Regions from separate parts of the Homo sapiens genome. Here region 2 is linked to region 1. Evidence: read pairs that join two places in POLR2A ChIA-PET (ENCODE). Cell type or tissue: OCI-LY7. All regions are shown on one strand. Links, peaks and the distances in the headings refer to the core of each region. The heading gives the core; the rest is flanking DNA.

Region 1 (13,064 bases), core at 3,763-8,762:
TCCTGTCTCAAAATAAATAAATAAATAAAATAAAATAGAAATAGAAATAAATTTAACAAAGAAATATAAAGCATTGCTGAATGTTACTTGAGAAAATGTAAGTGGAAGACACTCCAAGTTCATGGATAAGAAGATTTAATATTGTTAAGATGGTAATATGCCCCAAATTAATCTACAGATTCCATGCAATTCATATCAAATTTTCAGCTAGGCTTTTACAGATATAGACAAGCTGATCTTGAAAATCATATGGAAACTCAAAGAACCTGGAATAGCCAAAAACAATCTAGAAAAGAATAAACAAAATTGGAGAACTCTGATTTTCCAATTTCCAAATGTCATACAAAGCCACAGTAATCAAAACTGAATGGCACTGACACAAGGGTAGTGAAATGATTTTCATCAAGAGTGCCAAGACAATTCAATGGTGAAAGAATAGTCTTTTCAACAAATGATACTAGGACAACTGGAGAGTCATATGCAAAACATAAAGTTGAATCCCTTCTTCATATTATACACAAAAATTAATTCAAAATAGATCATATCTAACATCACTCCTAAAGGAACTAGAAAAACAAGAATAAACTAACCAAAAATCTAGCAGAAAAAACAAGTAAAATTAAAAGAGAATTGAACAAAACTGATATCAAAATTCTTAGAAATTATCAAAACCAAAAGTTTGCTCTTTGAAAGGATAAACAAAATTCATAGATCAGTAGCTAGATTAACAAAGAAAAAAGGACAGAAGATCCAAATAAGCACAATCAGAAGCAACAAAGGTAACATTACAACCGATGCCACAGAAATACAAAAGATCCTCAGAGACTCTTATAAACACCTCCATGTACGCAAATTAGACTATCTAGAGGAAATAAATTTCTGGCAACATATAACCTTCTAAGGTTGAACCAGAAAGAAACTGACCAGATCAATATCAAGTTCTGAAGTTGACTCAGTAATAAAAAACTTACCAACCCAAAAAAGCCCCAGACCAGATGAATTCACAAATTCTACCAGACATACAAAGAAGAGCTGGTACCAATCCTAATGAAATTATTCCAAAAAAACGAGGAGGAGGGACTCCTCCCTAACTCATTCTATGAAGCTAGCATCACGCTGATACCAAAACACAGCAGAGACACAATGAAAAATGAAAACTGCAGGCCAATATTCCTAATGAACACAGATGTAAAAATCCTCAACAAAATACTGGCAAACTGAGTCTGGCAGCACATCAAAAAGTAAATTAATGTCTGGGTGCGGTGGCTCATGCCTGTAATCCCAGCACTTTGGGAGGCCAAGGTGGGCAGATCACAAGGTCAGGAGATCGAGACCATCCTGGCTAACACAATGAAACCCCGTCTCTACTAAAAAAAAATACAAAAAATTAGCTGGGCATGGTGGCAGGCACCTGTAGTCCCAGCTACTCACGCTGAGAATAGTGTGAACCCGGGAGGTGGAGCTTGCAGTGAGCCGAGATCATGCCACTGCATTCTAGCCTGAGCGACTGAGCCAGACTCTGTCTCAGAAAAAAAAAAAAAAAAAAAAAAGGAAATTCACCACAATCAAGTAGGCTTCATTCCTGGGATGCAAGGATGGTTCAACATATGCAAATCAATAAATGTGATTCACCACATAAACAGAATTAAAAACGAAAATTATATGACATAGAAAAAGCTTTCAATAAAATGCAACATACCCTTATGACAAAAACTCTCAACAACTTGGCATCAAAGGAACATGTCTCAAAATAATAAAAGCCATCTATGACAAACCCACAGCCAACATCATACTGAACGGGCAAAAGCTAGAAGCATTTCCCTTGAGAACTGGAACAAGAAAAGGATGTCTACTCTCACCACTCCTATTCTATGTAGTACTAAAAGTACTAGTCAGAGAAGTCAGGCAAAAGAAATAAATAAAGAGCATCCAAACAGGAAAAGAGAAAGTCAAGTTAACTCTCTACACTGATGATATGATTCCATACCAATCAGTTAAAAAAAAAAAAAAAAGAGAGAGAGATTCTATCCCTAGAAAACCCTAAGAACTCTGCCAAAATGTGCCTGTAACTGATCAATGACTTTGGTAAAGTTTTAGGAAACAAAACCAATGTAGAAAAATCAGTAGAATTCCTATACAGCAATAATGTTCAAAGTGAGAGCTAAATAAAAAAATGCAATCCTATTTACAATAGCCACAAAAAAAAATACCTAGGAATACCTCTTAATCAAGGAGGTGAATGATCTCTATAGGAGAACTATAAAATACTACTGAAAGAAATCACAGGTGACACAAACAAATGGAAAAAACTTCCATGCTTCTGGATTGGAAGAATCAATGTTCAAATGGCCATACTGTCCAAAGCAAACTACAGATTCGATGCTATTCCTATCAAATTACCAACATCATTTTTCACAGCATTAGGAAAAACTACTATAAAATTCATAGAAACCAAAAAAAGAGTGTGACTAGCCAAAGCAATCCTAAGCAAAAAGAACAAAGCTAGAGGCATCACATTTCTCAACTTAAAACTATACTGCAAGGCTATAGTAACAAAAACAGCATGGTATCTATAAAAAATCAGACACATAGACCAATGGAACAGAATAGAGAATCCAGAAATAAAGCTGCACAGCTGCAGCCTGATCTTTGACAAAGTGCACAAGAATTAGCAATGAGAAAAGGACTCCCTATTCAATAAATGGTTCTGGGATAGCTGGCTAGGCTTATGCAGAAAAATGAAACTCGACCCCTACCTTTTACTATATACAAAACTTAACTCCAGGTGGATTAAAGGCTTAAATGTAGGACTTCAAACTATAAAAACCCTAGAAGAAACTCTAGGAAATACCATTCTGAACATCAGCCTTGGGAAATAATTTATAACTAAGTCCTTAAAAGCAACTGCAACAAAAAGAAAAACTGACAATTGAGAACTAATTAAAGAGCTTCTGTACAGCAAAAGAAACTATGAATAGAGTACACTGACAACCTACAGAATAGAAGAAAGTATTCACAAACTATGCATCTGACAAAGGTTTAATATCCACGATCTATGAGGAACTTAATTCAACAAGCAAAAAACAAATAACCCCATTAAAAAGTAGGCAAAAGACATGAACAGACACTTCTTCAAAGAAGACATATAAATGACCAACAAACATATGAAAAATGCTCAACATCACTAATCATTAGAGAAATGCAAATCAAAACCACAATGAAATACTATCTCACACCTGTCAGAATGGCTATAATGAAAAAGTCAAAAAATAACAAGCAAGACAGTGAGAAAAAGAGAACACATATACGCTGTTGGTAGGAATGTAAATTAATTTAACACTGTGGAAGGCAGCATGGAGATTTCTCAAAGAACATAAAACAGAACTACCATTTGACCCAACAATCCCATTACTGGGTGTATACCCAAAGGAAAATAAATCCAAAAAGATACATGCACTCATATGTTCTACCAAAAAGACAGTGCTATTCACAATAGCAAAGACATGGAATCAACCTAGGTGTCCATCAACAGTGGATTAGATAAAGAAAATGTGGTATATATCCACCATGGAATACTACACAGCCATAAAAAAGAATGAAATCAAGTTATTTGTGGCAACGTGAATGCAGCTGGAGGCCATTATCCCAAGTGAATTTACTCAGGAACAGAAAACCAAACACCATATATTGTCACTTGTAAGGGAGCTAAGCATTGGGTACACATGGACATAAAGATAGAAACAATAGGCACTGAGGACTACTAGAATGGGAAGAGAGGTAGAGGGGCTGAAAAAGTACCTACTGGGTGTTATACTCACTGCCTGGATGATGGGATCATTTGTACTCCAAACCTCAGCATCATGCAGTATACCCATGTAACAAACCTGCACGTGTACCCTCTGAATCTAAGACAGAAGTTGAAATTATAAAAAAAAGATAAATGAATTGAATTTTAGCTTTAAAAAATGCATCATATACCTAAATATAAGGGCTAAAACCATAAAATTATTAAAGTATGAGAATAAGTGTGGCTACAGTTAACAATATTGCATTTTATATTCCAAAATCGCTAGACGAAGGGATGTTGAATGTTTTCACCATAAAGAAATGATAAATGTATAAGATTATGGTCATGTTAAATACTCTGCTTTGGTTCTCACACATTGTTTAAATGTATCAAAACTGTACCCCATAAATATGTACAATTATTATGTGTCAATAAAAAACAAAGGAGAAAAGAAAGTATGGGAGTACATCTTCATGACCATGGATGAGGTAAAGCCTTCTTAGATATGACACTGAAAGCATAAGAAACAAAAAATAAAATGGGTAAATTGAACTTGTTTAAAATTTAAAACTTTTGTACATGAAAGGATACTTTTAAGAAAGTGAAATGGCAACCCACAGAACAGGATAAACTAATATGCAAATCAGATAAGGGTCTAGTATCCAGAATATATAAAAAGAACTCTTACAGTTCAATAATAAAAATGCAAATGGCCCAATTTAAAAATTAGCAAAGGACTTGATAAATATTTCTCCAAAGAAGATATACTAATAGCCATCTTGAAGCTTTTTTACCAGCTGATTCTCAATAATTTTTGTCTTTCCTCCACTCTTGCTTTCGCATTGCCCTGGCTACACCCCAAAAGGGGACATCACAAGAAATTGTACCCTTTGAAATCTGAAGTACTTTCATCCCAGTGTCTCATCACTAACTGTGCCTACTTCATTGCTTTTTCAACCTCCTGAGCCCTCTCATCTCTTTTTTCCAGTCTATCAATGCTTCTTCTGCATACACACATAAATACACACACAAAGGAATGATGCTGGGTATTATATCCCTAGTGATGGACAAATAAACAAGGTGAAAATGATGACAATGATGACAATGATTCTGATAAACGCATACCAGTAAGTGATCAAGGGCCTCCCTGGAGTAAACCCCATCCCGCCGGGTGAGAACGTACTTCACCCCCTTTCCAAAATCAACAGAACCTGATCAAAGCAAAAGGATTTGTTATCCCTCAAGAAACCTCCTAGTAGCTGATGGCTTTGCCAGTGTTATTGTTCTAAGCCCAATCACTTCAGATAAAATTATGATGCCACATTCTGAGACCTAAAGTATTTCCCTTCTCTGCTAACTTTGTCTCCTTTTCTCCCTCACCCTCCCTTGAAAACCCCTTTCTTTCTTAGAGTTCCCCCCACCCTCTGTGTCTTCTTCATCTTGGCTGGGAACACATGCTGGTCCCTCTGAGGGAAATGTCCGTTTAGCAGCCCTTGTTTCTCCGTGTGTTTTTGGTCTCCGTAGGCTGCTCCTATAACTTCTCCATACCTGCTCTCTAGACAGCTGATACTTATCAGTAGTGAAAACCTGCCCCAATGTGATAAATATAATTTTTGTCTGCTTGGCAGCAGGTTACACACAAGGAAGTGCACAGAAAGTTGCTAAAAGGCACATATTCCCAGGGTTACCTGGCTAACAAGCAACGATAAGGGAAGAAGAGATCAAATGAATTGGATAAATGCAGTAAAGAGAGAGAGAAGAGCTCAATGTATGATAAATTGTCAAAGATGCAGGTTTTGAGAAAAATGGACCAACTTTATTAAAGAAGATTTTAAAAGTTGTTTAGATTTGGTAACTCTCATCTTTAAAAAAAATACATAAAAACAAAACATTTCTTGAATTTCCCGCTAAAAAGTTTAAATCATTACAGTTCTGTTTTGTTAATTTTTGCAATACTTAAACAAAAAATGGCATAAAAAGCCCCACCTTAAAAGACCGTGTTCAGAACTGTTTTCTTTGTCCCTCTCATGTTCATACCAGTTGGTGTCCTCTTTCTGCAGGGGCCTTATATCTGTTCTGAGCCACATCATTGTGTAAATGCTCTGAAGTATGAGGTAGGAGTGGCTCCCTGGCAGTGGTCTCTGTTTGCATGCCCACAGTGATTCTAGAAAACATCTGGGCCATATGGTGCTCAAGTCCCGGATGCCAATTTGGATGTACTGAAAGAAGAACTGAAACATAGAAGTAGAGATGCCAAGCAGAAACCAGGGTAAGAGCAGGCAAAGTTTCTTAGGTTCTTCTCTTGGTGGGGGGACCTCAAACCCTACCAGACCACCCAGCATTGCAAAAACCTTCCTGGCAGGGCTGCAATCTGGAAGTGCAATTCCACACCTCACCCTAACCCAGGTCTGAACTACCACCCAAGGGGCAGGGGTCAAAGCTTCCCATTCATACCCACGTTCTCTGATTTGCAATCTTACCCTCAGCCTCCGTGTTGTCATTCAATTCAGAGAAAGCCTTTCAACGAGGCCACAGAGGTCACGGAGACGACTCAAGCTCTTGCGAAGGCGGAGTTTCCCATTTCCTGACTTAACATCTGCCACTCAGTTTGAGGCTCTCTTTCTTCCTCTTAGCTTTAAAGAAGAAAAATTATTGAATAGCCCAGGGCTAGGGGTAGCAAAAAAATCTCATTACTTCTTCTCTGCTGTCTTCTCTCAGGATGCATTTCCTAGTCAATATTCTTGCAACAAATCATTTTTAATTTGAAAGTCACACTCCTCCATAAAAATGTACACAAATATTAGGAGGCTAGGCAGGGAATTGCTGTGCTCAGCATATTGTAAATACAAGAACTGTTTCCCTAATGCAAGAGGCATAAATTATCAATTTATCTTTCCATGGCTGTCTCATCTGGTTATAAATGATAGCAGAGTTTTAACTAAATATAAATATTGAAGTTCATTAAACAACTAAGATTTCATCCAAAAACAAAAACAAAACAGTAGAAAACTGGGGCTTATGTCGCATCTAAGCAAATGAAAGCAGGGTAAAAATTGGTTTAAGTTAAAGAAAATAATATTTAAATGTTGCTTGGAAGTTGATTTAAAAAACAAAGTAAACCTAAAGACTTGAATAAAGATGAAAATGACCTTTAAATTATTTTTACTTTATTGCAAATAGAATTAAAACTAGTTATTGGCCCGGCACGGTGGCTCACGCCTGTAATCCCAGCACTTTGGGAGACTGAGGCAGGCAGATCACCTGAGGTCAGGAGTTCGAGACCCACCTGGCTAACATGGTGAAAGCCCATTTCTGCTAAAAATATAGAAAAAAAAATTAGCTGAGCATGGTGGCATGCGCCTGTAATCCCAGCTACTCTGGAGGCTGAGGCAGGAGAATTGCTTAAACCTAGGAGGCAGAGGTTGCAGTGAGCTAAGATCACGACATTGCACTCCAGCTTGGGCAACAAGAGTGAAAAACTCCACCTCAAAAAAACTAGTTATTTACTTGCAAATAATTACTGAGATTCTATGAAGTTTAATTCTGCAAGTAATATTTGTATGTTGCTTATCATAGACTAAAGTAGGAAGAATGAAAGTTATTTTTGTGTTTTTCCATGGACTTAGAGAACACAGTCTGAGAGATACTCCACGAGTGAGTTCAAGTAAAGGAGGATCAGTGTTTTACATTTCTGAATATGAATGTGGGTGGAGTGTGTGTAAGTGTATGCATTTATGTGAGGGGTAGGTGTACATAAATAAAAACACTTTAAGATTTTATTTACTTCTGTAGAGTTTGAAGTTTTGAAATCAAGCATATATGTAGGCAAAATGAAAAAAATTAATATAACATCTCTGCAAATCATTTGAGAATTGAGAAGACATCTTAGTAATTATCTCTTCCTCCCCTAAATTTACCCATAAGCCAGTGAAGACCCAGAGGCAGCAAGCGGTTCTCATTCAATCTATGGTGTAGAATTCAGGCAGCCTCTTCATGATGCTATTTTCATGGTGCAGTCTTCTCAGGGCCTTCCTAGTTTTTGTTTGTTTCCACTTAACATTTTAATTTTTTTAATAAAAAACAAAGTATAAGAGCAGAACCAAGTAGAATCCATATGAAAGAAAACCCATTTCTGCATGATTGCTGTAAATTGTAGATCCTTTGCCCTCAGGTGAACATGTCAGTGATCAAGCATTCATGTAAGCAACAAAGCTCACTTCAGAAAGACTCACATTTTAATTTACTTTGAACATCTTAAAGATGCTCCACATGTATACAAATGAGCACCTTTTATTCTTTTATGCTTATGAGAAATCTTTAATTCTTATGAAAAACACTACTTTTGTGTAAAAAAAAGTTGGTTATTTTTTGCTAATAAAGAAGTACTTTATTAAAAACTTTTTGTCAAAAAGAAAGAAAGAAAGAAAATGCCAAGTGGGTTATTTACTCTAGGTCTTTACGGGAGGCTACAAAACCAACCAGCAAGTATCAATTACAGATGGTGGCAGGGGAAAACTGAAGCATCAGAGACAGAAAAGCAGTTCTGAGTGTCAAGCATGAGGGATGAAGCAAGACTATAAATAGGCAAACAAGTCAAGAGGTTGCACAGTGAATGCAGGAAACAGCTTTGGGAAAGAGAATGGGAGTCCCAATTTTGTGTGGCTTTGGCTATGTGGCAAAGAGCGTTCAGAATATTTGTACATCCTCCTCGAAGCCTCTGGAGGATTCAAGGAGAAAAAGTAGAAAACATTCACCCCAGTACTTCCTTTACATCATCTCCATTGATTGCACATAATACATACTGCCCTAGTCTTTGATCATTTTGTGTATTGGTTAGATAACATTTGCTCTGTGGATTGCCTTCCTCAATTAGATTATAAGCAGTTTATAAACAAAGGCTATATTTTACACAATGCAACCATCATGATGCCTAATGAACCTGTTTAATAATAGGCACTTACAGTATTTCTTTATAAATTACCAAATAAATTAATAGCAGGACTTTTGCAAGATATTATTTGATTATCCACCCAAAATCCAATCATATATTTATTGTGCACCTATTACGTATAAACTATTGGCATAGATGCAGGGGATAAAGAAATAAACCAGGAAAAAAAAAAAAAAAGAATTTCACCCTATGTGAGGCAGTCAAGCAAACACATCTTTATATCATTGGCTAGTGCCATACCTAGAAGCAGTGAAAGCTGAAAACAGGGTAACCAATCTCTTCACAGAAAGTCTAGATGGGGTTATCAGGGAAGGCTTCACAGAAGAGGTGACTTTTTTTCCCGAGTTTGAAAGCTAATTAGGAGATTTTTAGAAGGACAAGGTGTGGAAGTATGTAATACAACTCTTTAAGTGTGTCTCCATCCCAGAATTCTTGGGTTTAAAATGGTGAAGAATGATGCTGGAAAATAGGCATGGACCAGACTGCGAAGAGGCTTAGATGCCACAAGAAGAAGTTAATCATCATCTCATGAGGCAGTCATTCCTAGACTTTTGGATTTTACAGACCAGTGAATTTCAAAGACATTTTAAGATGGCCAAGTTTTTATGTTGCCAAATTAAATCATTTTTTTCAAACATACATTTGCAAACATCAGCATTTCATTTTAGAACATGGTTTTTAAAAAATACCAGAAAGTAGGAAGGACGTAAGTCGCAGAAAAAAACAGTCCCTTAAAAGTAGTCAATTTATTTCTATGAACAGAAAAGCCCCAACAATTTTTTTTTAAGTTTCGATACATTGAAACTTTTATCACAGAATGGTTCTCATTCCATGAACCTGAATCTGAGAACCTCAGATGTAGCCAATGAGGAACCAATAAAAAATATCAAGTAAGAGAATTACAGAAACTTTTTTTTTACAAATAAAAATAACTCACATTCCATTTGGACCATTAGCTATGTGTTCCACAAATATTTCTATTTTATATAATTGCCTATTTCATTGTCTTAACAATATGGAGACCAGGATGTCAAAGGAGCATTAAGCATGTGGTGACAGCTATATTGAGGGCAGCAAACCCAAGGGAGATCAGATGTGGGCTTCAGATTCCACATACACTGCTAAATTTCCTCATGGAGGCAGAGTAAAGTAATCCAGAAAGTCACATCACACTCCTCAGAAAATGCTGTACTTAAACCACCCAGAAAATATTTGAAAATATAAAATTCTAAATAATTCTGAGACATAAATCTCGATCATTTTGCTCAGATATCAATTTGATGTGTTTATTGGTTTGTTCATTTTTGCCCTTTTAACTCCACAGAGGAGCCCAAGTAGCCACACTTCAAGGGATCTTGCATTTTTATGATTAATGGTGACATATAACCCAAAATCAGAGAAATGCAAAGTGATAGATGAAATTCTAAAGCTCTACAAGTTCAGTCCACTTGGAATTCACATCAAAATGTATGGAGGCATATCCCAGGCTCATGCTGAAACAGCTAAATTGGGCAGTAAATCTAATGAGAGTTCAGCACATGAATTCTCTGGTATTTCCTGTCTTTAATTTGTCTGGAAATACTTCAAGGATAGCTTTTCTTATATTTCAGAACATGCTGTTGTAAAATGAGGACACATAGAAGATATTTGGTTTGTATTAATAAAGTTGGTTGATATTTGGCTCAAGATTAGTTGTTATATTATTGAGACCAATTAATATATCCCCTAACCAAAGAAAACTCTTCACAAATAGCAAAAAACTATTTTGCAAGGCAACATAAGGTATTCTTTAATTTAAAAAAAAATACTACTTACAAACCCAAAGTTATATCATATGGCAGAAATTCATAGAGACAGAAATAACATCATTTTTAGCTGGATGAACAAAACTTTTTTCCCAAAGCCATCAAACTCTTCATATTCAGTGTACAATGCTTTTTTTTTTTAATCATTTCCCTGCTCCCATTTTCCCTTTCTCATTTTGGATAGCTCAAATGTCAAAATTCATTGACTCTGCAATCTATACCTGGTGCCCTCAAAATGATATGTGCACATTTTTCTTAGTCCAGTGGTTTATTCCTTTGAGGGGAAGTATCTGTAATCTACAAGCATACAAGGAGAGGCATGACATAACAAATGAACAACAAAGAACTTACTTAATCATTCACGTTGCTAATGTACTTGACTAACTGATAAGCCTCCATCCCCATCTTTTTTTTCAAACTCTGTTGGGATACAATCTGGGATTTGGTAAATGATTCTAGTTAGTTTAGTGGCTGTCCTGTATAAACCTTATGCCAGCCTCTTGGCAAATAGTAAATTTGAGCTTCTCAGGGAAATAATCATCTAGTGGACTTCATACATGGGTAGTTTCATGTTTTGTGGAATCTAAAGCTTATACAACTTGGAGATCCACCTTTAGGAAAAAGAATATAAAATTACAAACACAAAACTAGGCACAAATTAGGTGCATTTTAGAATGAGAAAGGGAATCACAAGAAATTTTCAGTCTTGGAGATTTCTTCTGAGACCTCCCATCAGAAATGCTTAATAAAATGTTTCCAGATTGCAACCTGACTTTCCCTGCCCACTTAGAATGCAACCAGCAGCTCCCACATCACCAGGGCTGCTGCAAGTGAGGGGCCCTTTATCTTATGAAAAAGTGTTCAAGAATAAAGTAAGACTTTTGCAGTTCTTACTGACTTTTACAAGCCTTTGAATGGGGCTGAGTCAAACTATTTGAATTTAGAAGACTGATGTTAGGTTGGGTGTGGTGGCTCATGCCTATAATCCCAGGACTTTGGGAGCTGATTTGGGAGGATTGGTTGAGGCCAGGAGTTCAAGACCAGCCTGGCCAACATAGGGAGACCCTCATCTCCACACACACAAAAAAAAATAATAAATTTTTAAAAAATGGCATTGATGTCTCTTCAGAATTTTATGAGAGTACTACCTAGCATAAGAGAAAAGGACGGTAGGAAAGATCTCTTGACTGGGCAGTTAACAATTGCCAAACAATTAAAACAAAGACAGATTTTGCCTTTTCTCCTAGTCTGATAACCATTTTTCATTACTTATCCAGCTATCAAGGGCCAACCTTCCTTCAACCAACCAACCTAAAAAGATTAGAAAATCAACAATTCCCTTACACATAATTAATATAGTTTTAATAAGAGAGTCTAGGGGTGACTTTAATTTAAAAACAGAAAACGGTCCTACTATTTAAATATTACCACAAAGAAGGACCTTGATGATTCTAAAACCTAAAGTCAACCATTCTGCAACCAAATTAATAAATTTGTATGATTCTCTCCAACTTGTAACTAGTTTATGGATAATTATTTTCACATGATAAATCTCTCCATTTGGTAACTTTGGGTTATATTTTGCAAATAATTACTTCAGAAGATATACCAAGAAGTGTCAGGGATATAAAAATACAGTCAAGATGACTAGTACATACAAATCACTGTAGCTTTGGAAAAAGGCATCAGATTTTGGAATTGTGTTTTTTCATTTGTTTGCACTTTGGTGACGGTTTAAAATTGATTTTGATGAAGTGAGAGTCCAGTCCTGCCAGTGTGAGCCTCTTAGACTTGTAGGTATCCACGCATTCAAGCACATATCCTTGTGAAACCCTTAATTTTCACAGCTAGAGGCCTACCTACCTCCACAATGCATACGCATACACACACACACACGTACACACATCCCCACACACCAAAGCTTGGCAAACGGTTAAGGTGTATGATTTTCTACTTATTCTGCATCCCAAGAAACTGTTCCCTCTCAAGAAAACTGGGACAGTGGCTCATCATACTTACATGAAAACAAACATCTTGTAAAATAAGTCCCCCCGAGAATACAGATTGGGACTGGGTTCTTAACCTGGAATTTTCAAACCCTTAACTCTGGGTTTGATTGGTTAATTTGAGTTTAAATGGTTGGTAAAATTTGGTGTGTATGTGCAATTTTCTGTTCAGAGGTCTGCAGTTTTCGTAAGATTTTTAATGTAGTTCACCTAGAAAACAGTAGAGGAAGCCTAGCTATGAAGGATTGCCTGAGAGATGTGTGGTCCATTTATTTGTCTAAATACCCTAACTGTTTTCTTCACTGCACTTTGGATGAGACCATCAGTTACTAGAACTACCCAGAGACATTTGCTGCTGTAGGGCTACTGACAAGAACACTGTTTTTCATGCTGTAAACAACAGTGGAGAGAAATATCTGTCTTGTCTTGCCATCAAAATTCATTTTCTTTTTCTGGGTAAGTATGCTTTTTTCTTATGGACAAATAACTGACCACATCTGTCTCCTCTTATTGTC
Region 2 (13,064 bases), core at 2,640-7,639, 75 kb before region 1:
TGTCCTCCAGGTCCTCCTACCCAGCAGTCAGTTGGTAACTTCATAACCTGAAAAAGTATATCCACTCTAGCATTCCTATTTCTCTACACCTTGTGATCCCTTCTCATAATTTGTCAAGCACTTCTACATTACTTAATATATAACATCACTTTTTTTAAAGCTTCCAAGAGCCAACCTATAATATTAGCACTGTCTCCCAGGATTTTTGCCAAGATGCCAACTCCTGTATCATGAGGCAGTGCTGCTATATCAATACTCTTGTGAAACTTTATATCCTGTCTCCCTTGATCCAGCATCTTCATGATGCAATAGTTACTGTATATACTCTTCTAATTAATTCTTGCTGGTACATATTGGCTAGATGTGCAGTCCCCTCAGCATATCATCCCCTTCCTCTCTTAGCAGACTCACTGCTTTCTCAGGGGGTGCTGTGTTGTGACTCATCCTAGTTATTAGTCTCTCAGGAGAGGAGATGGAAAATAATGGGAGGGAAGAGGAAGCAATACCTCTTGTGTTGCACAAGACAGGCTTTTGTATTGTCTTTAAGCAATTAAGAGCACTAGTATTTCAAAGGAGGACTCACTTCTGCAGGCCCAGAGGGTTTAGGGAAATTTGGGATTCCAAGATACTTCAGTGTATAGACCTGAATGTTGTATTCTATGTCTCAGGGTTCCATTTCTTGACAGTAGTTCCATGAGTTTGGATGACACTCAAGTCTTGCCTAAGTTGAGCTGTTCGTCACCTCTGGAACTCTACTATACTTATAATTCATTTATGTAACTGTTCTTCAGCATTTTTTACTTCCGGCTTCAATAAATAAAAATTGCTTTATGTGCTTCCAAGTAGGCCTGTCTTTTAAATTAGTGATTAATCACACTCAACCATTCATTCTCTTTCCCCAATAAATTAATGCCCTGAGCAATATCCATCAAATGCTATTATCCTTATAATTACTACTTCCCTCCAACCTCTCAAATGACCATCTTACTGTACCCCTGCCCACTTCTTAGTGCATTTTTTCCCAAGAGTATTACATTGCAGTTCACAATCAGGAAACTTTCTAACAATGGCGTTGTTTCAGCATACCAAAACACATCCATACTTCATCTATAATTAGTAATGGGATTTTCACGACAGTCTTCAGGTGGATGATCCACCATCAAAATTCTATTTCAGAATTTGCTTACAACTAGTGGCATCAACTTTTTTCGATCAGATTTCCTAGAAAACTGATCTGAGATGGAGAATTGTGTGCTGAAAGTTGTCCCAAATGGAGACATGGGGACAAGACTTGTACATTCGTAGCATCTAGTCATTATATGCAAGTTGATCTCCAAGCAGGGGTACAAGCTTGGGTGGAAAACACTCTTCACCTGAATGCAATTTCTGGGCAAAAAGTCAGCTGTAAACCATCAATAGGCAACTGTGTTTTTTTCAAGTTTTATTTTAGGTTCAGCAGGTACAGGTGCAGGTTTGTTACATGGGTAAATTGTGTGTTATTGGGGTTTGGTGTACAAATTATTTTATCACCCAGGTAGTAAGCATAGTACCCAACAGGTAGTTTTTTCAATCCTCACCCTCCTCCCACCCCTCCATCCTCAAGTAGCCCTTGGTGTCTGTTGTTCCCTTCTTTGTGTCCATGTGTACTCAATGTTTATCTCCCACTTGTGAGAACATGTAGTATTTGGTTTTCTGTTCCTGCATTAATTCACTTAGGATAATGGCCTCCAGCTCCATTCATATTGCTGCAAAGTATATAATTTTGTCTTTTTTGTGGCTGCATTGTATTCAACAGTGTATATGTACCGTATTTTCTGTATCTGGTCCACCATTGGTGGGCATCAAGATTGAGTCCATGTCTTTGCTATTGTGAATAGTGCTGTGATGAACATATGCACACATGTCTCTATGGTATAATGCTTTATATTCCTTTGGGTATGTATGCATTTCTGGGATTGCTGAGTCAAATGGTAGTTCTACTTTCAATTCTTTGAGAAATCTCCAAACTACTTTCCACAGTGGCTGAACTAACTTAAATTCCCACCAACAGTGTATAAGCATTCCTTTTTCTCTGCAACCTCACTAGTATCTATTATTTTTTGACTTTTCAATAATAGCAATTCTAACTGGTTTGAGATGGTATGTCATTATGGTTTTGGTTTGTATTTCTCTGATAATTAGTGACATTTAGCATTTTTTCATATGCTTGTTGGCCTTGTGTATGTTTTCTTTAGGAAAGTGTCTGTTCATGTCCTCTGCCCATTTTTTAACAGGGTTGTTTGTTTCTTGTTGATTTTTTTAAGTTCCCTATAGATTCTCGATATTAGTTCTTCATTGGATGTATAGTTCACAAATATTGTCTCTCATTCAGTAGATTGTCTGTTTACTCTGTTGATAGTTTATTTTGTTGTGCAAAAGCTCTTTGGTCTAATTAGGCCCCACTTGCTAATTTTTGTTTTTGTTGCAATTCCTTTTGGAGTCTTCACAAAATTTTTGCCAGGGCTGATGTCCAGAATGGTATTTCCTAGCTTTTTTTCTAGGATCTTTATAGTTTTAGGTTTTATATTTAAGTCTTTAATCCATCTTGAGTTGATTTTTGTATGCAGTGAAAGCAAGGTGTTTAGTTTCAATCTTTTGCCTATGTCTAGCTAGTTATCCCAGCACCATTTATTGAATAGGAAGTTTTTCCCCTGTTGCTTGCTATTGTTTACTTAGTTGAAGATAAGTTGGTTGTAGGAGTACAGGTTTATTTCTGGGTTCTATAACTTGTTTCGTTTGTCTATATGTCTGTTTTAGTACCAGTACCATGCTGTTTGGGTAACTGTACATTTGTAGTATAGTTTGAAGACAGGTAGTACGATGCCTCTAGCTTTGTTCTTTTTGCTTCTGATTGCTTTGGCTATTGGGGATTTTTCTTGGTTCCAGTTGAATTTTAGAATAGTTTTTTCTAATTCTGTGAAAAATGTTGTTTGTAGTTTGATAGGAATAGCATTGAGTCTGTAAATTGCTGTGGGCAGTATGGCCATTTTAACAGTATTGATGCTTCCTATGCATGAGCATGGAATGTTTTTCCATTTGTTTGTGTCACCTCTGAATTCTTTCAGCAGTGTTTTATAATTCTTATTGTAAGGATCTTTCACCTCCCTAGTTACCTGTATTCCTAGGTATTTTATTCTTTTTGTGGCTGTCATAAACGGGATTGCATTCTTGATTTGGCTTTCAGCCTGGATGTTATTGGTGTATAGGAATGCTGGTGATTTTTGTATGTTGATTTTGCATCCCGAAACTCTGAAGTTGCTTATCAGACCTAGGAGCTCTTGAGCAGAGACTCTGGAGTTTTCTAGGTGTAGAATAATATCATCTGCACAGAGAGATAGTTTGACTTCCTCTCTTCCTATTTGCGTGCCTTTTCTTTCTTACTTTTGCCTGATTGCTCTGACTAGGGCTTTCAGAACTATGTTTAGTAGTAGTGGTGATCCTTGTGTTGTTCTAGTTCTCAAGGGGTTCTTCCAGTTTTTTCCCATTCAGTGTGATGTTGGCTGTGGGTTTGTCATAGATGGCTCTTACTGTTTTGAGGTGTGCTCCTTCAATGCCTCATTTGTTGAGGTTTTAACATGAAGAAATGTTTATTTTATTGAAAACCTTTTCTGTGTCTATTGAGATGATCGTGTGGTTTTTATTTTTAGTTCTGTTTATGTGATGAATTACATTTACTGATTTGCATATGTTGAATCAACCTTGAATCTCAGAAATAAAACCTACTTAATCATGGTGGTTAGCTTTTTGATGTGCTGCTGTATTTGGTTTGATGGTATTGAGGATTTTTGCTTCTACATTCATCAGGGATATTGGCCTGAAGTCATCTTTTTTTGTTGTGTCTCTGCTAGGTTTTGGTATCAGGATGAGTTAGAGAGGAGTCCCTTCTCCTTGATTTTTTGGAACTGTTACAGTAGGATTGGTACCAGTTCTTTATATGTCTGGTAGAATTTGGCTGTGAATCTCTCTGTTCCAGGGCTTTTTTGGTTGTTGGTGGTAGGTTTTCTAAATTACTGATTCAATCTCAGAACCCATTATTGGTCTGTTTGGGGTTTCTATTTCTTCTGGGTTTAATCTTGGGAGATTGTGTATTTCCAAAAATTCATACATATCTTCTAAGTTTTCTAGTTTGCGTGCATACAGGTGTTTGTAATTGTCTCTGGGGTTTTTTTTGTATTTCTGTGGGGTTGGTGGTAATGTCCCCCTGTCATTTCTGATTATGTTTATTAGGATCTTCTTTTTTCTTTATTGGTCTAGCTAGTGGTCTATCAATCTTATTTATTCTTTCAAAGAGTCAACTTTTGGCTTTATCGATCTTTTGTATAGTTTTTTGCATCTAAATTTCATTCAGTTCAGCTCTGATTTTCATTATTTTTTGTCTCCTGCTAGCTTTAAGTTGGTTTGCTCTTATTTCTCTAGTTCTTTTAGTCATGACATGAGTTAAATTGAGATCTAACTTTTTGATTTGGCATCCAGTGTAATAAATTTCCTTCTTAACACTGACTTATCTGTGTTCCAGCAAATCTGGTATATCTTTGTTTTCATTAGTTTCAAAGAATTTCTTGATTTCTGCCTTAATTTCGTTGTTTACTCAAAAGTCATTCAAGAGCAGATTATTTAATTTATATGTAATTCTATGGTTTTGAGAGATATTCTTGGTATTAATTTCTATTTTTATTGTGCTATAGTTTGAGAGTATGGTTGGTATGAATTTGATTTTTTTGAATTTTTAAAAAATTGCTTTATGGCTATGTGGTCTATTTTAGAGTATGTGCCATGTGCAGATAAGAAGTATGTATATTCTGTTGTTGTTGTTGGGTGGAGTATTCTGTAGATGTCTGTTAGCTCTATTTGCTCAAGTGTTGATTTAGGTCCTGAATATCTTTGTTAGTTTTCTGCCTCAATGATCTAATACTGCCAGTAGGGTGTTTAAATCTCCCACTATTAATTTGTGATTTTCTAAGTCACTTTGTAGTTCTCTAAGAACTTGTTTTATGAACCTGGGTGCTCCAGTGTTGGGTGCATTTATATTTAGGATTAGTAAGACTTGTTGAATTGAATCCTTTATCATTCTGTAATGCCCTTCTTTGTCCTTTTTATTCTTGGTTTAATGTTTGTTTTGTCTAAAATAAGAATAGCAACCCCTGCTCTTTTTTTGTTTTCTGTTTGTTTGATAGATATTTCTCCTTCCTTTTACTTTGAGCCAATGGGTGTCATTGCATGTGAGATGGGTCTCTTGAAGGCAGCATACATAGAGTTGAGTCTTGCTTCTTTATCCAAATTCCCACCTTGTGGCTTTTAAGTGAGATATTTAGCCTGTTTACACTTACAGTAATATTTATGTGTGGATTTGACCCTGTTATCATGTTGTTAGCTGGTTTTTATATAGACTTGATTGTGTAGTTGCTTTATAGTGTCAATGGTCTAAGTACTTAAGTGTGTTTTTGTGGTGGCTGGTAACAGTCTTTTGTTCCCACGTTCAACACTCCCTTAAGGACCTCTTGTAAGGCAGGTCTGGTGGTAACAAATTCCCTTAGCATGTGTTTCTCTGGAAAGGATTTTATTTCTCCTTGGCTTACAAAGCTTAGCTTGGCTGGATATATAATTCTTGATTGGAATTTATTTTCTTTGAAGATGCTAAATATAGCCCCCGCACCACCAATCTTTTCCAGCTTGTAAGGTTTCAGCTGAAAGTCCACTGTTAGCCTGATGGGGATCCCTTTGTAGGTGACATGCTTCTTCTCTCTAGTTGTCTTTAACATTTTTACTTTCATGTTAACCTTGGGGAATCAGATGACTGTGTGTCTTGTGAATTGTTGTCTTGTATTTTACAGGGGTTCTCTGAATTTCCTGGATTTGTATGTTGACCTCTCTAGCAAGGTTTGGAAATTTTCATGGACAATATTCTCAAATATGTTTTACAAGTTGCTTGCTCTCTCTCCCTCCCTTTTAGGGATGCTAATGAGTCACAGGTTTGGCCTCTTTACAAGAAATAATCCCATCTTTCTTGTAGGATTTGGTTATTATTTTGAGTTCTTTTTTCTTTAGTTTTGTGTGATTGAGTTGATTTAAAGAACTGGATTTTGAGCTGAGATTTTCTCAGTTTGGTCTATTCTGCTGTTGATACTTCCGATTGTATTCTGAAATTCTTGTAGTCAGTTTTTCAGCTCCATCAGATCAGTTAGTTTGCTTCTTAAAATTTCATCTTTCAACTCTTGAATGGTTTTACTGGATTCCTCAGATTCCTTGGATTGAGTTTCAACTTTCTCTCGAATCTAAATGATCTTAGTTGCCATCCAAACTGTGAATTCTATGTCTGTCATTTTGGTATCATTAAAAACCATTGCTGGAAAGTGAATATGGTCATTTGGAGGAAAGGAGACACTCTGGCCTTCAGAGTTGCCAGCAGTCTTATGCTGGCTTTTGTGTGCGTGTGGACTGATATTCCTTTAATTTTTGATGTTGTTATCCTTTGGTTGGGGCTTTTTGCTTTTACATTTTTTGATGACCTTGAGGATTTAAATATGGCATAAGTTGAGTTTAGTCAACTGGCTTCATTTCTGGATGATTTCAGGAGGCCACGGCTCACCTCAGCCCTCCTGGGCTGTGTGCTCTTACCTTGAGGGGCTGGGACCAGGCCCACAGCTTTGTTCTCTGGCCCCTTGAGGTCAAGCACCTGAGGCACTGCAGGGGCTGAGGTGTTCCTGGTCCACTGGCAACAACACTCCAATGGAGGGTTCCAGCAAAAGCACTTCACTGAGGCAGTGGCAGTAGGTTCCACACATGTACACAAATGGTGGCAGGGTAGTGGGATATGTGTGTGTACATGTGCCAGCAGCAGGGTGCTGCGGTCCACATATGTGTGCTGGCAAAGTGGTGGAGGGAGATTATGGGCGAGTGGGCACCAGTAAAGTGGTGGGGGGAGGCTGCTGGTAGGTGCAGCTGGTGGGGGCCCATCTACCAAAGCTCTCTGACAGGAAGGGTCTGCCAGCAAAAAAGCTATGATGGTGGTTGCTGGGAAGCACCTTGGTTGGGAACCTGAGGCTGCACTGCAAGTGGGTAAGGCCAAGCAGGGACCCTGGGAGAGATCAGCAGACAAGGGGTTACTAAGATCAAATTGTTCTCATCTCATGAGCAAGATAGCCCTGTTCTGTCCATGTCTAACAATCAACAAAGGCCAAAGCCACCTAGAGGAACATGGGGAGCCTTGAGTGTGGGCATCCCTGGCCATGCTCTACTGTAGCCATTACTGTGCCAAACCCTCTGGGCTCCATACTGAATGGAGTCTTGGCCCTGCCAACTCTCTCCAGAAAGTCCTTTCTGCCAGCTCAAATGTCCATGTGGGCAGTGGGGTCTCCTGCAGCTTGAATTCCAGAGGTCCATGCAGAGACTAGGCCGCTTCATGACTATTAAACTCATCCCTTCACCAGGAGCCTCTTGGGGCTAGGAACAAGTCCTGGTTGCTCAGCAACCCCATGCAGGGTTCCCAGCTTCCTCCCACTTCAGCCCAGGCTCTGTGACCTCCCTCTGTTCACTCTCATGCTTTCCTTCTGAAGATCTGGTCAGAGGGTGCCAATCTTCTTGATAGTCTGCTCTCTCAGTGGAAGAAGCTCTTCCTGGCTGCATCTAGTCAGCCATCTTGGCTCTAAACCCTCTGTAACAAGTTTACTTTGTTTTGATATCAATATTATGCTGAGCTCCCAGAACAAGTTGGGGAGTTTTCCTCCACCTCTATTTTCTGAAAAAGCTTAGTCAGATTTATTAAATCAGTGGTTTGCAAACATTTTTGCTTCAACCTCTTTAAATTTTTAAAAATTATTTAGGCTTCCAAAGGGCTTTTGCTTACATGGGTTATGTTTATCTATATATTAAAAACTTTTTAAAACAGAAAAATTTTGAAGTTGATTTTATTTAAAATAGTTATTATAGTATATGTTAACATATGCATAAAATAAGTACATTTTTCAAAAAATTTGTGGAGAGGCATAGTTTTACATTTTTATCAATCTTTTTAATGTGTAGTGTCATAGAAGACAGCTATATTTTTACATCTGTTTCTGTATCCAATCTATGACAATATTGTAAATTACGTGGCCAATGAAAATTTTACTTATGAAATAATAAAAGTGCAAAAGGCATAATTTTGATGTTGCAGGTCCCTAAAATTGTCTTAAGTATTGTAGCTTCAGAATTGCCATTAAAGGATTTTAGAATTCATCAGTGAAATACCTGGGTCTGGAATTTTCTTTGTGAGAAAGTTTTCGACAACAAATTCAGTTCCTTTAATAGATGTAATACTATTTTAGATTGTCTTTTTCTTCTTGTACCCATTTTTGTAAGTTGTGTTAAGGAATTTGTTCATTTGCTTAAGTTGTCAAATGTATTAGCATAAAGTTGTTTATAGCATTCCCTGCTTGTTCCTCTAATGTCAGTGGCAACTCTAGAATGTCTCTCGTTTCCTTCTTGCTATTGGTTGTTATTTTTCTTTTTTTCTTAATCTGTCTAGCTAGTGTTTTCTCAATGTTATTGACTTTGTTAGTTTTTTCCATTGTGTATCTATTATCTCTTTCACAGATTTATCTTTTTTTTTTTTTTTTTTTTTTTGCGACAAGGTCTTTCTGTCACTCAGGCTGGCATGTCCTTACCTATTTCTACTTAAATTTAACTTGATATTAATTTCTAGTTTATAAGGTAGAAACTTAGATCATAATTTTATATATTTCTTTTTTTCTAATAGAAGCCTTTAAAGATAAAATTTCCTCTATCCCTCATTTTAGCTAAATTCCACAAATTTTAATTTCATTACTTTTTAATTCCAAATATTTTTCAATTTCTTCAAACACTAGACTACTTAGAAGTCTGTCGTTAAATTCCCATTCAGTGATTTTCTAATTATCTTTGGCTACTCATTTCTAATTCAGTTCTATTGTAGTCAGACAACATACTCTATATAATTCAATCTTTTGAAATGTATTGAGATTTACTTTGTAGCCCAAAATATGGCCTATCTTGGTGAATATCCAATGTATACTTGACAAAAAAGTGTATTCTATTATTTGGTGTACTCATCTATAAATTTCTACTAAGTTATATTGGTTGATATTGTTGTTCAGATCTTCTATAACTTTTTTTGATTTTTTGGTCTAATTTTATCAATCACTGAGAGAAGAATGTTAAAATATTTAATTATTGCTATGGTCTAAATGCTACCTGCCCTGCAAATTTATATGTTGAAACTTAGTCATCAATGTGATAGTATTAAGATGTGGATCCTATAGGAGATGATTAAGTTATTAAGGCAGAGCCATTATAGATGGGGATAAGGTCCTTATAAAAGGGCTCAATGGAGTGAATTTGCTCTCTTCCACTCTTCTGACACCTGAGGACACAACATTGAAGGCACCATCTTGGAAGCCTCACCAGTTACCAAATCTGCTGGTGCCTTGATCTTAGACTTCCCAGCCTTCAAAACTGTGAGGAAATAAATTTCTGGTTTTTTATAAATTACCCAGTCTCAGGTATTTTGTTTTAGGAGCACAAAGGGACTAAGACTATGGTTCTGCATTTGGCTACTTCCCTATTTCTGTTTTTGCTTCATAATTTTTAAGTTATGTTATTAGATGCATATGTATTTAGAATTGTTATATCTTCCTAATAAACTAGAACTTTTCTCATGCTGAAATTTCCACTTTATGTCTTGAAGTCTACTTTTTCTTATTACTATAATCACAACAGCTTTCTAATGATTAGCATTTGCGTGTTATATATTTTAATGCTCTTACTTTCTACCTATTTATATCTTTATATTTAAATTGTCTTTCTTATAGCACAGAGTGATGTCTTTTTGGAAAATCTAATCTGATAATCTCTTGCTCAGATTCCTCATTGACTTATTTATTATGCTCATCTTTTACTTTAGGTCTTTGAACATATTTATACGTTCTCATTTTTAGGTCTGCTAACTCCAACATCAATGCTATCTCAGCATGTTTTCCCCCCTAATAATGTGTCATATTTTCTTGCTTCATCACTTATCTAGTACATTTTTATTGAATGTTGACATTATGTTACATACGTTGTTGAGAGTCCAGATTATGTTTTCTAAGGGGGTCCAGATTTGTTCCAGCAACTTATGGATCCTTTTAACCATGTCAAGCTGGATTTTTTTCTTTGGTAGTTTGGGTCTATTTTGGTTTTGCCTTAGTCCTAGAATGTGGCTGTTACTCTAGAGTATGGTGTATACCATAAGGTTTGGCCTTTTGGGATTTAAAGTGAATATATGAGATACTCAGTGAGATCTCTCCATTATAGCTAGATTAGAACTCCAACATTATCTAGCATTGCAATTTAATTGCATGACTTCTGGTGTCTTCTTTCAGCCATCAGCCATTCAGGAGCTTCTCCTGGATACTCTTCCTCCCCATGCAGCTCCCAGCTGTCTGGTACCCTTTCCTGCTAATTCTCATCAATACAGCAGCCCCTAAATCTGACCTCAGCCTCTTTCATTCAGCAAAGCTGCCCTCTGCTTTGCTTCCAGAAGCTTGTGTCAGTTGATGATAAGTGTCTTCAGGGAGAAAGCCCAGGCAGATATCAGGCTCAACTTATGTGTTTTCCTTCTCTCAATGTTTACGACCTTGCCATTCCTGCGTCCAATTACTGAGAATAATGCCTCAGATGACTTGTCTCATTGTTAATGGCAGAACAAGTCTGGTACCAGTTACTCTGGTGTTGCCATAAGTAGAAGTCCCAGCACATCTTTTTAAAAAAATACTATTTAATTAATTATACTTCTGGATTTAACATCAACCCATTTTATCACATGAATCAAGCTTTGAGATTCTAAGAAAGTGAAATTTTTAGTGCTGAAACAATACCATCACTTAACTTCTCTGATAGCACGCTCAACTCGTAAGGACTCTCGGATTTTTTAAAACCCTGAACCCTCTTGTATTTGATTGAATGACTTAGAACTTTTCAGCAATTTCTGTGCCTGTTTCACATCTTTTTTCTGTTCAGTTAGTTAGTATTATTTATGCTCATATTATTCTATAACGTCTGCAGTTGCTTCCTTTGATCGTCCCTTTCTTTTGAATACCATTTTATTTCCTCCCCGAACTCATTCATAACCTCTACTTTCTATTTTAGTGTGCATACACACACACACACACGCAAATATATATATATACGCATACATACACACACACACACACACACACACAACACTCACTGTAAGCCAAGACTGTGTTAGGTATTATAAATTTATAAATAAAGCAAACTACAAAAAAAGATAAGATCCCTAGCTGTTATGAGTTATATATTTTATAGTTCTATAGGATATGTCTTTTTTAAAAATTTTATTATTATTATACTCTAAGTTTTAGGGTACATGTGCACATCGTGCAGGTTTGTTACATATGTATACACGTGCCATGTTGGTGTGCTGCACCCATTAACTCATCATTTACCATTAGGTATATCTCCTAATGATATCCCTCCCCCCTCCTCCCACCCCACAACAGTCCCCGGTGTGGGATGTTCCCCTTCCTGTGTCCATGTGTTCTCATTGTTCAATTCCCACCTATCAGTGAGAACATGCGGTGTTTGGTTTTTTGTCCTTGGCATAGTTTGCTGAGAATGATGGTTTCCAGATACATCCATGTCCCTACAAAGGACATGAATTCATCATTTTTATGGCTGCATAGTATTCCGTGGTGTATATGTGCCACATTTTCTTAATCAAGTCTATCACTGTTGGACATTTGGGTTGGTTCCAAGTCTTTGCTATTGTGAATAGTGCCGCAATAAACATACATGTGCATGTGTCTTTATAGCAGCATGATTTATAATCTTTTCGGTATATACCCAGTAATGGGATGGCTGGGTCAAATGGTATTTCTAGTTCTAGATCCCTGAGGAATGGCCACACTGACTTCCACAAGGGTTGAACTAGTTTACAGTCCCACCAACAGTGTAAACGTGTTCCTATTTCTCCACATCCTCTCCAGTACCTGTTGTTTCCTGACTTTTTAATGATTGCCATTCTAATTGGTGTGAGATGGTATCTCATTGTGGTTTTGATTTGCATTTCTCTGATGGCCAGTGATGATGAGCACTTTTACATGTGTTTTTTGGCTGCATAAATGTCTTCTTTTGAGAAGTGTCTGTTCATATCCTTTGCCTACTTTTTGATGGGGTTGTTTTTTTCTTGTAAATTTGTTTGAGTTCATTGTAGATTCTGGATACTGGCCCTTTGTCAGATGAGTAGGTTGCAAAAATTTTCTCCCATTCCGTAGGTTGCCTGTTCACTCTGATGGTAGTTTCTTTTGCTGTGCAGAAGCTCTTTAGTTTAATTAGATCCCATTTGTCAGTTTTGGCTTTTGTTGCCATTGCTTTTGGTGTTTTAGACATGAAGTCCTTGCCCATGCCTATGTCCTGAATGGTAATGCCTAGGTTTTCTTCTAGGGTTTTTATGGTTTTAGGTCTAACGTTTAAGTCTTTAATCCACCTTGAATTAATTTTTGTATAAGGTGTAAGGAAGGGATCCAGTTTCAGCTTTCTACATATGGCTAGCCAGTTTTCCCAGCACCATTTATTAAATAGGGAATCCTTTCCCCATTGCTTGTTTTTCTCAGGTTTCTCAAAGATCAGATAGTTGTAGTTATGTGGCATTATTTCTGAGGGCTCTGTTCTGTTCCATTGATCTATATCTCTGTTTTGGTACCAGTACCATGCTGTTTTAGTTACTGTAGTCTTGTAGTATAGTTTGAAGTCAGGTAGTGTGATGCCTCCAGCTTTGTTCTTTTGGCTTAGGATTGATTTGGCAATGAGGGCTCTTTTTTGGTTCCATATGAACTTTAAAGTAGTTTTTTCCAATTCTGTGAAGAAAGTCATTGGTAGCTTGATGGGGATGGCATTGAATCTATAAATTACCTTGGGCAGTATGGCCATTTTCACGATATTGATTCTTCCTACCCATGAGCATGGAATGTTCTTCCATTTGTTTGTATCCTCTTTTATTTCATTGAGCA

The links. Peaks named below come from ENCODE experiments on the same cell type or tissue, not always from the same donor. Only the 100,000 strongest peaks of a DNase experiment are listed, where the experiment ranks them.
Region 2: POLR2A ChIA-PET joins it to region 1 with 5 read pairs; 3 of 35 experiments call an interaction of 5 or more read pairs at or near these places.

Annotation. Positions count from the first base shown.
Region 1 is chr2:160,697,363-160,710,426 of GRCh38, reverse strand. No RefSeq gene overlaps it. Among named protein-coding and RNA genes, the nearest start is that of RBMS1, 210 kb to the right of the region's middle. In OCI-LY7, for the core only: no CTCF peak of the experiment used is centred there; DNase peaks (open chromatin) are centred at 5,946 and 6,336; H3K4me3 peaks cover 1,375 bases; H3K27ac peaks cover 1,944 bases.
Region 2 is chr2:160,770,940-160,784,003 of GRCh38, reverse strand. No RefSeq gene overlaps it. Among named protein-coding and RNA genes, the nearest start is that of RBMS1, 280 kb to the right of the region's middle. In OCI-LY7, for the core only: no CTCF peak of the experiment used is centred there; no DNase peak of the experiment used is centred there.